2 separate regions of the Homo sapiens genome follow, and region 2 is linked to region 1. Evidence: chromatin contacts called from ENCODE Hi-C or POLR2A ChIA-PET data. All regions are on one chromosome and are shown on one strand. Each heading gives the region's core, a stretch centred on a gene start or an enhancer-like site at or near the end of the contact. The rest is flanking DNA. Distances are from core to core; before and after follow the strand shown. Region 1 has its middle 5.5 kb from the start of LINC01736. Region 2 overlaps GALNT2 (polypeptide N-acetylgalactosaminyltransferase 2).

What was found. A loop is a pair of places that touch in the nucleus more often than their neighbours do. ChIA-PET counts read pairs that join two places held with the same protein, here RNA polymerase II (POLR2A). Pooled maps may share reads with other maps.
Region 2: a loop to region 1 is called in a map with no recorded cell type, with 2.3 times the contacts of the local background. The contact joins two enhancer-like sites. A Hi-C loop is called at or near these places in 2 of 168 maps with a recorded cell type or tissue (CD8-positive, alpha-beta T cell and naive thymus-derived CD4-positive, alpha-beta T cell), 7 of 37 single-sample maps with no recorded cell type and 4 of 50 pooled maps. POLR2A ChIA-PET finds 5 or more read pairs at or near these places in 2 of 52 experiments (H1 and activated CD8-positive, alpha-beta memory T cell).

Annotation. Positions count from the first base shown.
Region 1 is chr1:229,994,076-230,000,405 of GRCh38, reverse strand. No RefSeq gene overlaps it. Among named protein-coding and RNA genes, the nearest start is that of LINC01736, 5.5 kb to the left of the region's middle. Within about 2 kb of position 1,310, at least 7 of the 41 ENCODE cell types and tissues checked have a DNase peak (open chromatin) inside an H3K27ac peak, as active enhancers do.
Region 2 is chr1:230,160,384-230,166,568 of GRCh38, reverse strand. All of the region lies in intron 1 of GALNT2 (polypeptide N-acetylgalactosaminyltransferase 2), which reads right to left. Among named protein-coding and RNA genes, the nearest start is that of GALNT2, 96 kb to the right of the region's middle. Within about 2 kb of position 4,893, at least 4 of the 41 ENCODE cell types and tissues checked have a DNase peak (open chromatin) inside an H3K27ac peak, as active enhancers do.

The DNA of each region.
Region 1 (6,330 bases), core at 61-2,560:
AAATAGCTGAGATTATAGGTGTATGCCATAATGCCAGTTAAGTTTTAAGTTTTTATGGAGACAGGGTCTTGCTATGTTCCTCAGGTTGGTCTTGAACTTCTGGCCTCAAGCTATCGTCCCACTTTGGCCTCCCAAAGCGCTGGGATTACAGGTGTGAGCCACCATGCCCAACCTGTGAACTCTTGTAGACTATTCTGATGGAGCATTACAGAGGTACCTGATATAGCAGTGGTGGGCATGTTGGGTGAGTCTCATTACCTGTGCAGGTGCTGGGGACAGGTAAGCCCACTTTAATTAGAAACAAGCCTGGCCCTGGGTTGAATCTCTATCTAGCTCCTCTGAAGCCAGGGTAAGCCTTTACTCAGATGCTACATCCCACTCTGTTTGGGAGCTGAGAAGTGACCACATCAGCAAAGTCCAAGCCTTTCCTTAGCCCTACCAAGTGGGTTTCACAAAGGAGGCATTCCCGTCCAGTGAGGGAGGTTGAGCCTCCCCTCTGACTGGCATGCGGTTCCCCCAGGTTTGGGCCTTGGCTACATCTGGGAACATTGCTGCTACATACTGGAAGCATCACAAAAGCCACACTCAACAAGCATCCGCCGACTCTACCAGTTCCTTAGTTAGATTTAAAAAGGAGACCTGTGCTTCCTGTTTCCCGGCTGAGAAAGGCCGCTGTGTCTTCTTATATTCTTATTATTCCCAAAGGGCTGAGTTCTCCTCACTTTCTCCCACCTCCCCTCCGAATAAATAATTCACCACGGGGCTGAAATAAAATATGTAGTCAAAAGAGAGGGAAAGCAAGGGAGCAGAAATCCTGCAGCCTTGATTACAGTGTTAGCTTCTGCGAAGGCTGTAGTAAAGTCTGCATGGGGTGGGTGTCCCAGCAGGGGCCGGTCACTAGGAGCCCGCACTCCACGGCTCTTCCACTGTCACTCCATTTCCTCATTTTCAGCAATGACATTTCAGCCTCTGAGTGGAGGGCAGGTATTTGTCGAGGCAGCTCAGCAAATACATTTGACCTTTAGAAGAAAAAAAATAAGAGATCAGGAGACAGAAGAGAGGGGAAGAAATTCTCAGTGCATTATTTCCTTTTCTCCCTTTGGCAGAACAAGTGCTGAGAAAGAATTGCCAAGAGGCAGCGTCTGCTCCAAGTGTAGCGATTTAGTACGAATTCATGATTTCCCTTTTCCTTATTTCCCTTTTGATTAATCATGGAAAGGTCTGAATGTTTTCGTTAAAGAATTATGGCCCAGAACTTTCCTTGGCAGTCAGTTGCAACTGCTTCTAAAAAGGTTCTTGTAGTTCTTTGAGGCTGCTTCTCAGAGCGTTGGAAAATGGTGCATAACCAAAGTGACTCAGGCCTCTTTCAGGGAAACTGGGTAATATTAATTCTCCTATTTCACAGCTGCAAAACAAGAGATGAACTGAGGTTAAAGGCCCAATTCAAATAGCTCTAGCTCACGTATCATGGGGTCTGGAGATTTAAGGGGAGTACATAGGGAAGGAACAGAAAACAGACCCTGGGTTGAGGTGGCATCTCCTAAAAATTGTTATCGCACCTATTAAAGCCTTTATTTCTCACCTTATTGGTGAGCAAGCAACAGGGCAGAGATGTGCTGCTTCCCTGGTGACCACTCTTGCCACTGATGGGGCCATGGAAGAGCCACTAGACCCGGCTGGGCACAGTGGCTCGGTCCTTTAATCCCAGCGTTTTGGGAGGCTGAGGCAGGAGGATCACTTGAGCCCAGGAGTTCAGGGCTGCAGTAAGCTATGATTGCACCATTGTCCTCCAGCCTAGGTGAGAGAGTGAAACTCTGTCTCAAAAAGGAACCACTAGATCTAAAGCCAGGAGACCCTGCTCAGCCTGGCCTGGCTTCCAAGGCCTAACCTCTACTTCTCAGAGTGACTCGGGCGAGTAACTGCCCCTTCTCTCTGGACCCTCACAGTAGGGAGGGCTCAAAAGTTCTGCATGATAGTCGCTGGTCATAGCAATGTGGCACCACCTCCCCTCAGCCCTCCATAATTCACTTATGTGTTCTTGGACAGATCATGATAGCAAATACTTTTATGGCATTTACTCTGTGTCAGGCTGTACACTAAACCTTTGCATATATGCATGAATTTTTTTTTAACCTTACAACAAGTAGTGGTATTAACATTCCCATTTGCAGATGAGGACACTGAGGCACAAAGACATTGTGAAACTAACAGATTAAGAGTTTAATGCACAAAGAGATCACCTTCCCAAACTCACACTACAGTGCGGAGCTGAGCGAGGCAGCCTGGCTCCAGCGTCAGTACCTTGCCCTGATAGCTCTGTCCTCTAGCTTGATAGCTCTGTCTCCCATCTGCCCTCCTGGGAGGCTACTGGGGTCAATAGTCTTTTGTGCATCTTTTCCAAAAATGTTGCATGGCATTGATGCATATAAATAGACACAAATACAAATTGTAGCATTTATACTCTTCCTTTTTGCACCAAATACAATGACATAATTTATTTTTTTGAAACAGAGTCTCACTCCATCACCTGGGCTGGAGTGCAGTGTTGCAATCTTGGCTTACTGCAACCTGCGCCTTCCAAGTTCATGCAATTCTCCCGCCTCAGCCTCCCAAGTAGCTGGATTACAGGCACCCACACAACCATGCCCGGCTAGTTTTTGTGCGTGTGTGTGTGTGTTTTTTTAGTAGAGATGGGGTTTTGCCATGTCGGCCAGGCTGGTCTTGAACTCCTGACCTCAAGTGATCCACCTGCCTTGGCCTCCCAAAGTGCTGGGATTACAGACGTGAGCCACCACATCCAGCCAATAACATGATCCTTTTATATAAACTCATATAGAGCTGCCACATTCTTTTTAACAACTGCATAGTATATTCCGTCATATAAACCATAATGTATAAACTCACTTCCTGATGCATATTTAGGTTATTTTCATTATTTTACTATTACAATGAATACAGCAATGACTATTCTTGTAGATATATCATTTTGCATTAAGTGCAGTTTGTACAAAATGACTGCCCCAAAGATATTCACGTTCTAATCCCTGGAACTTTTGAGTATGTTATGTTATATGACAAAAAGGATTATGTAGATGGAATCAAGGTTATAGACCTTAAGAAACCAAGGTTACCCAGGATTATCTGGATGAACAGCCTCATAACATGAGCCTTTGTTATGGTCTAAATATACGCATGGCCCCTAAATCGTATGTTGAAACCTACTCCCCAAGGTGATGGTATTAAGAGGCGGAGCCTTTGGGATATGATGATGTCATGAGGGTAGAGCACTCTTGGGGTTAGTGCCCTCGTAAAAGAGGCCTGAGACGGCTGGGCGCAGTGGCTCATGCCTGTAATCCCAGCACTGAGAGGCCGAGGCGGGTGGATCACCAGGTCAGGAGATCAAGACCATTCTGACCAACATGGTGAAACCCCCTCTCTAGTAAAAATACAAAAAATTAGCTGGGCTTGGTGGCATGTGCCTGTAGTCCCAGCTGGCTGAGGCAGGAGAATCGCTTGAACCCAGGAGGTGGAGGTTGCAGTGAGCCGAGATCAGGCCACTGCACTCCAGCCTGGGTGACAGAGCGAGACTCTGTCTCAAAAAAAAAAAAAAAAAGGCCTGAGGGAACTTGGTTGCCCCTCCCACCACGTGAGGACACACAGAAGATACCATTTCTGAGGAACAGGCCCTGGCCAGTCACTGAATCTGCTGGTAAGGAAGACCTTGGACTGCCCAGCCTCCAGAACTGTGAGCAATAAATTTCTGTTGTTTACAAATTATTTTACCAAGTCTCAGGTATTTTGTTATATCAGCCCAGACAGACTAAGACAGCCCTTCAAAGCACAGAGCTTTCTCCAGCTGGAGGCAGGAGGGATGAGGGAATGCCAGAGAGATTTGAATCATGAGAAAGACAACTCACCATGGCTGGCTTTGAAAAAGAAGGATCCTTGAGCCAGGGAGTGTGGGAAGCCTCCAGATACTGAGAAACAGTCCTGGCTGGCAGCAGCAAGGGATCAGGGACCTCAGTGCTATGATTGCTTGGAACCAAGTTTTATCAATAACCTGAATGAGTCTGCAACTGGATTCCTCACAGGGCCTCTAGATAAGAGCCCTGGTCAGCCAACACCTTGACTTTAGCCTTGTGGGATCCAAAGCAGAGAAACCAGCTGAGCCATTTGGCTTTCTGAGCCATAGAAATGTGAGATAATAACTTTGTGGTTTTTTAAACACGAAATTTGTGGCAATCTGTTACAGAAGCAATAGAAAACTAGAGCACTGCTGATTACTTACAAGTAGAATAGCTGAGTCAAAGAGTACATGCATGGACAGATACTGGCAAATAGCTCCCCTTGAACTGAGACCTGCCTGAAGATACCTACCTTCTTGGAGCCTCACTTTCTATACCAGAAAAATGGGAATAACAACAACCTTGAGGCTATTGTAAGGATGAGAAAAACACACACACACATTCATATGTGTATACACACGCATGTATGCATACTTACATGTATGAGCATTGTATTAGTTCATTTTGCATTGCTGTAAAGGAATACCTGGGGCTGAGTTATTTATAAAGAAAGAGGTTTGTTTGGCTCACAGTTCTGCAGGCTGTACAAGCATGGTACCAGCATCTGCTCAGCTTCATGGAGGACTCAGAAGCTTTTACTCATAGGTATAAGTAGTGGTCCTTCTACCATGTGCACACACACGTATATTAGAGAGAACACTTCCACACTTTGCTTCTCGTAGGTGTGTTAGGTTGTTTTTGCATTTCTGTAAAGAAATACCTGAGGCTGGATGATTTATAAAGAAAAAAGGTTTATTTGGCTCATGTTTCTGCAAGCTGTACAAACATGGCACCACCATCAGCTTGGCTTCTGCTGAGGACCCCAGGAAGCTTATAATCATGGTAGAAGGTGAAGCAGGAGCAGGCACATCACATAGTGAGAGCAGGAACAAGAGAGCAAGGAGGAGGGCCCAGCCTTTTTAAAACAATCAGACACTGGGTGAACTAAATGAGCAAGAACTCACTTATCACCAAGAGGATGGTGCTAAGCCATGCATGAGGGAGCCACCTCCGTGATCCAAACACCTCCCACCTCCAACACTGGGAGTCACTTTTCAACACGAGATTTGGAGGGGACAAATATCCAAACCATATCAGTAGGTCTTCCATAAGTGACAGTTACTATATAGTTTCAGAATTAATTAAAATGCATCTGAACATTGTAGCCAACAGTTTACAGATGGAAAACTAGGCTCAAGATCGTCAGGTGATATGCCCAGGGTCAGGCCACAAAAGATGTGAACCATTATCCCCTCAACCCCAGCAGGGTGTGTTTTCACCCTGCTGACCTTGTCTCCAGATGCCTGGGGGCAGTGACAGGCCCCCTTTCAGGGAACAGGTGTCCTTTCCAGGTTGAGCACTGTTCCACACAGCCCATTAACATAGTGTCGCAGCCTGTCCCCGGGGGGATTACAATGTTCTCCCTGCCGCAGAATTCTAAAGGTGCCTTGTATTTTCTTGTGGTGCAAGGATTTGAGTGATGAAATACAGACTTCAACAAGAAATGTTGCCAAGACAACAAGGTTGCAGAACCAAGACTTTTTCTTTCTTGGAAAGAAATAGAAAGGATTATTATAATTTACCTCTCTTTGGGGGCAGGCCAGACTCTGGATAACATGAAACTTGAGTTGAACCATTTTTAGATTATTTATCTAAGTGGCTTCCAAATTTCATTTCACATGCTGCTGTATCAGAGTCACCTGGGGTGCTTGTTGGGAACCCAAAGTTGGGGTCCTCCTTTGACTTGCTAACTCTGAGTGTCTGGGATGAGGCCTGAGAAGCTGATTTGGAACAAGCTGCTCTGTGTGATTCTATTTGTATCTGGGTGTGGACACTAATGTTCCAGCATCTTGGATGGAAGACAGTGGTCCAGGCTGCATGAGCTGAGTGATAGGAAGCCCCTAGTAGAAAGCTCTTTCCTTGGAGCCACGGTCCTTCTCACTTGAATTGCCACCAGTTCAGAATGCCGTCTCGAAAAATAAAACTCAATGCTTTCATCAACGTGACAGCTTTGCAAGCACTTGAAGGCAAGTATATCCACAGTGTCAGACAGGCTCCCCAAACTCCTCCTGGGAGGCCAGAGCCTTCTTCTACCTCCCAGCTGCCCTTATGGCAGTGCCTACCTAGGCTTCCTCTCTTTGCTTCCACATCTTTTTGTTCATTTCATTCAGGGGCCTGTTTTCTTCCATGTCAGGGCTCTACAGGGCTCTGCTCACGCCAGGCTGATGTGTTCAGGAGTGCTAGTGGATTGATGTATCACTGCACT
Region 2 (6,185 bases), core at 3,644-6,143, 160 kb before region 1:
TCCACTGTCCTGCTGCCATCTCTCCATGGCAAGGCCAAGGCTGTGCAGCCTCAGGACTGATAAAGCAGGCATTTGAAAAAGGCCTGACAAATCCTTTCAAAGTTGGTAAAATGATATGACCCACGTGGGATATTTAGAAAGATGGTGAAAGTAGCTAGAGATGAGAAACACCGTGTGAGGCACACCATGCAAAATGTGTGCTATCTGCACCCAAGAAAAAGAAACTCATGAGTGACGCTGCGGGGAGGAGTGCCTGAAAAAGTTCCTAACAAACAAGAAATACATAGGGACTGTATGTTTCTTTTTATTCATTTAAAATGTACATTTTCTCATTAACATTTTCTTTGCTCAAGGTTCAGCAGCTATTAGCTGTGTGACTATTACCCCAAAACCCTATAAGGATTGTCTTAATCTATTTTTTTCAAAAGGTCTTTTTTTTTTATTAATTACAAATTGTTCTTTCACAAAGGATTTGTGCAGAGGACACTGTCATGGCTTATTAGACCACTTTAAAGACAGGTAAACACAGGGGTTAAGGCGGTTCATACAGTCCCATCAAAGCCCAGACTCCATGTCAACCTGATCCAAAACAGTGGTCTTTCCACAGTTGCAAGCTCTTTTCTTAAAAGGTTATTTCAATCAGATCACAGTAGCTGAGTGGAGCACATTCACATCATGCCTAATATGAGTGACCTACAGCAGGACTCCATACAGAAACCTCCAGCCCTGTGGGGCATCTATCAGCCCTCTCCAGGGGCTCTGGCTACTCCGAGGGCCTCCCTCCCTCTCGAGTGCTGCCCTGGGACAGGTTGACCAGTGCCACCCAGGGACAAGCTGTGAGATCCCCTACCTCTGGCGCCACTTATTTGTAAGTCCATTCTCTGCCTTCAACAGCTGGGACATTCTCCATACTATCTCAATACTTGGCATCACAACCAGGCTGCAGATGTCTCACTACCTTATTTTAAAAGCAAAAGGACACAGTGTAAATTAAACCTTATCGGAAAGCAACTTGGCTTGGCATCCAACATCAAGAACTAGAAAGCGACTGAAAATCTTTAAGCCAAGAAATCTCACTTCTGTAAATTTATCCCAGTGAACTAACCTAAAATAAGGAATAAATCTTATGCACAAATACTGCAGCATTATTTATAAGAGAAAAAACAGAAGAAACTTAGAACATTCACCAATACAACGTTAATTTCTGTTAACAGCCCCTTCAAAGAATACTATGCGCCCATTAAAATTATAAAGATCACAGAGCCACATGCAAAATGCTTACGTTAAATGAAAAAGCAGGAGACAAAGTTTTATGTACACAATGAAACAACTATATAAAAATCTGTATCCATATGGATTAGCCTGGAATGAAAGGCACTGGAATAAAAATGATTGTGTTAAGAGTGGAGAATGATGAGTGTTGGCTCTCCTTCTCAGACTTTCACATGTTCTTTAATTATCTTCATGAATTGTTGAATAGTTTTAAAAATTTAGCCCAGATATGTTAAAGTTGGAACTTCGACCTTATGCAGTATTTCACATCATTAAGGGATCTTATCTGGCCAGTGGTTCCAAATGCTGCCCAAAGCCACTACAGGAACCTATGGGGCAGGGGACACAAAAGCTGTTTCTAGAAACAGGTGTGAGCTGACCTCTGCTTTTAAGGTTTGGGGTCCAGGCACTACTGTAGAATCTCAGGTAGCCTCCCTTCTCCCTTGGAATTAGAAAGAGGGCTGAGAGGCCAGGCGTGCTGGCTCACACCTGTAATCCCAGCACTTTGGTAGGCCTAGGCAGGTGGATCACAAGGTCAGGAGATCGAGACCATCCTGGCTAGCATGGTGAAACCTCTCTACTAAAACTACAAAAAATTAGCCAGGCGTGGTGGCGGGCGCCTGTAGTCCCAGCTACTCAGGAGGCTGAGGGAGAAGAATCGCTTGAACCTGGGAGGCAGAGGTTACAGTGAGCCGAGATCGCACCACTGGACTCCAGCCTGGGCGACAGAGTGACTCCGTCTAAAAAAAAAAAAAAGAAAAAGGGCCCAGAGACCGTGCTGTCCTGGGCAAGAAAGAGATCACATGATCGGATGCAGTCCGCCAAGCCTGCTGAGAGGCTCATCTCCTCTATGTACATCACTTTCCCTACTGAATCTTTGCTTTCTCCAAGAAACGGGTCAAACACCAAAGTGATCTTGTGCGCTTATCACCGCTGTTAGCAGTAAATGTGTACAGGGAACTCGGGTGCTGACAGTGCATGTACGGGCAATCACACACACAAGGAGAGAAAGCAAAGCACCGGCCTCTACTGGGTACTTCCCCATGGGCCCGACGGCCCTTCTGCCCCCAACCCAGAACATGGAAATAACAGCAACAGTGATGCCACCCTCACAGAACTGGCATTTACCAGGGATTTTCCAAGTGCCAGGCATTGTAGAGGAGCTACACGTGTGCGATTGCAGTTACGTATGTGTTCTTCACAGTATCTTTGAGGTATGGTATTTAATACCCCTTTTATTAAAAAAAAGATGACAAAACTGAGACCCTCCCAAAAAAAACAAAGTCAAGAGCACACAGCTAACAGGCAGTGTATCCAGTGTCACATCAGGCTGTGACTGGCCCAGAGTCCAGGCTCCATCCACCACCCCCGGCCAGTTCTGGGACAGACAGACTGACCCCGTGTCCATGTGGTTGGGAAAGCTAAATCCAATAAGCTCACTGACACCAAGTGACTGGCACAGGCCTGGCCCACAGCAGCCAAGACAGTCAGTGGGGACTGTCCCTCTTTCCTCTTAGCTTCCCTGGTCCAACTTCAGAAAACAGTAATTTTACCAAGATCTACTTTTAAAGGTTGCTTCTCCTTTCCACACACTTCGTCTCATTTGATCCTGATGGGAAAGCTGAAAAGACAGTGAGCTGCTGTGAGCAGCTCGGGCTTCGAAGGCAAATTCAAATTCCTGCTCTGGAGCTCGTAGCAATAGGAACCATGTTTTCTATCCACTGTGATGTGGAGGAATTAAATAAAAGGACATACATGATGATGCTAGCAGTGTCTGACACACAGAAGGCTCTCAACAAAAACTGAGCCCAGAGCCACACAACCGCCTGAGAAGTTACACCACACCTCCCTCATACAGCTGGAAACGCTAAAGCATGAGAGATCGCCGGAGTGACCTCATCCCATGCTCTCTGATGAGCAACAGCACTGGGAACAGTCACTGCTCATCTTTCCACTGCACCTCAGCCCCACGGAGTCCATGGAATTCAGGAGTGGCCAGTGGCCCACAAGATGTGCGCACTCCATGGAACTTGTTCCAAGTGGGGCCTGGATCTCACCTCACTGCACATGAAGGTTGGGGGATTTAACAATTCCTTTGACAAAAGTTTGTTGTTGTTGTTGTTGTTGTTGTTTTAATGCGGAGTTTCAAAGAACATGTTTAGCTGATTCTTATCTTTCTGTAAGCCAAAGATTCACGTGTCCACTGACTTAGAAATGCAGGGGTCAAGGAGAACTTTCCCCATCACCCTCTGAAGGTTCACTGAAAACTCAACTCGAAAAAGTCAGATTAATTAGAGAAAAGGCATACACATTGATTTAATGTGTACACACAGGAGCCATCAGAATGAAGACCCAAAGTTACAGGGGAAATTGTCCATTCTCATGCTTAAGTTCAACACAGTATGGACAGTCATGTGGAAATGTGACTGGACAAAAATGGTAGGTTCCAATGCCAACAGACCGAGTGGGGAAGCCCAGCAAGGCCTGTCCATCTAGATTCTTCTCAGCCTCTCTGAGCAGCATTCCTTCATTCTGGGTTGGGGCAAGACCCTCTCTGGAATGGAGTGGAGGGGTGGGTCTTATGACCTACAGTCAAACAGTTAAGTCACATACTGTTTTTATAAACAGTATTTACATAGCAAGGCAGAGGGAAAGTTAGAGCTGCATTTTCAGGGTTGATGGCTGGCTTTGGGGAAAGCAAGTTCTGGTTCCTAGGACCTGTTTTAGGGAAGAGGGATTCTAGCTTCTATGGAGGGAATCTAGCTTCTAAGGGCAGCCTTGGGGAGAAGGAGACTGGCAGCTGGAGGGCAGGAGAAAGTGAAAAACTTTTGCTTCTGAGGCCTTCATTTTGGGATATTGTTTTCTGAACCCTAAGGGAAACTAGAAAGAACTATATTTAGAATTCTAAAACTTTATAAATTATTCATCCATCTTAGTAGCATCACCCGGAATGCTAAATTCTCAGAGGATGAGAAAGAGTGTATGGAAAATGTGTGGAATATGGTAGGTGATCAGATACAGGAGCTTCATCCTAACACCCTGAAGAACCCGGCATGTGTTGGACCAGATGAATTAAGTGCTGGGAGACTTAAAGGAAGGCTGGTTAGTCTTCAGTGCTTGTGAAAATCTGCAAAGATCACTTGAGTCAAATCTATAAGAATGTGGAAACTCATTCACGTCTATACAAGCTTGTTCAACAGTACTATAATCCTGAATCTTACCAGCAAAACCAATGAACTGGAAGCGCCAAGATTTTTTTTTTAATTTTTACAGAATTTTGCTGGTTAGTCTTACTTTAATAATACCCCATATTATTCCAAAAAGGATTGGGTAGCTTAAAACAAAAGATCTAAATAGAAACACAAAAGAAATGGAACATGGTGGTTGCAGAAATGACCAAGTAAAGATGCTGTGGTCAAGTTGAATTTTTAAACTCTGAACTTCCCAGAGACAGAAGTAAAATAAGTAATAGAAACAAGAATTAAGGTGTAATGAGATCAGTTATGGCCCAGAGACTTCATGTATAGTCTCAATTAACTTCACAACAATCTCAGGAAGGCAAGTATCATCATATCCATTTCACAGATGAAGAAATGGATGTGAGTCACCCGCCAAAGGCACAATGGTCAGAGAGCAAGTCAGAATCTCAATTCAGGCTGGACTTTGAAGCCTGTGCTCCAACCAACCATATGCTCACCATCCAAATAAAGTCATGAGTATCTTAAGAGAGACTGAAATTCAGCTGCTAGATTCCAAAATGTGCCATGAAAAGAATGGATTTTGGGGACTGGACTGCAGTGGATTGGAAGTGGCCATATTTCTTTGCCACGTCTGCACAGACAGCTGGAGTCGGCCTCTGGACTAGGCCATGTGATTTGCTTTGGCCAATTGGATGCCAGCAACCACGAGGCAAGGAGGGGCTTAATACACACCTGCACATTGGACATGCCCTCTTAGAATGCTGCCCTGAGACCACCATGGTGTAAGGAAGCTGGTCTATGCTACTGGGGCATGTGGAGAGTTGAGGAGCCCCAGACAATAGCTAGCAAATACTATAGGACACGTGAGGCCACCTTGGACCAGCCAGCCAACGCTGCTATCACTTGACCACAAGGCACACGTGAGCCCTGGGGAAGTTAGCAAAAGGACCGCCCAGACAGTCACAGGACTGTAAGAAATAATACATCATTCCTGGGTTAGGCCATTCCACTTGGGACAGTTTGCTAGGGATCAAAGGTAACTGAGACATGAATGCAGAGTGAAATAATACAGGAAATCCTCAACAACAACTTCACAATAGATAGGAAGTAGACTGTATATGGCTGTTGCCCATAAAAACACTGGAGACACAACATGAAAGGGCAGTTCAGTCAACAGGACTCTGTATGGAGCAAAATCTAGTACTATCCACAGTTTGTACCAAAAAAAACCCTATTTGGGGTATTATATCCCCTTCTGTAACACAGAAAAAGGGTCTAAGAGAGCCTGCGCATCCACAGGGCTTTTTAAAACAGCTTTTGAGCTTTAAGAGCCATCTCTGATAGAACCAACTTATTCATCTGAAAGTTTCGTGTTTTTTTTTTTAGATGGAGTCTCACTCAGTCACCCAGGCTGGAGTGCAGTGGGACCATGTTGGCTCACCGCAACCTCCATCTCCTGGGTTTAAGCAATTCTCCTGCCTCAGCTTCCTGAGTAGCTGGGATTACAGGCGCCCACTACCACGACCGGCTAATTTTTTTATATTTTTAGTAGAGACGGGGTTTCACCATGTTGGCCAGGGTGGTCTCAAACTCCTGACCTCAGGTGATCCACCTGCCTTGGCCTCCCACATCTGAAAGTTCTTTTGAGTCTTCTGCTAGGAAGAAGAGATGCAGAGATCATTGTATACAGGGAGGCCCTGGCCCTCAGAGATC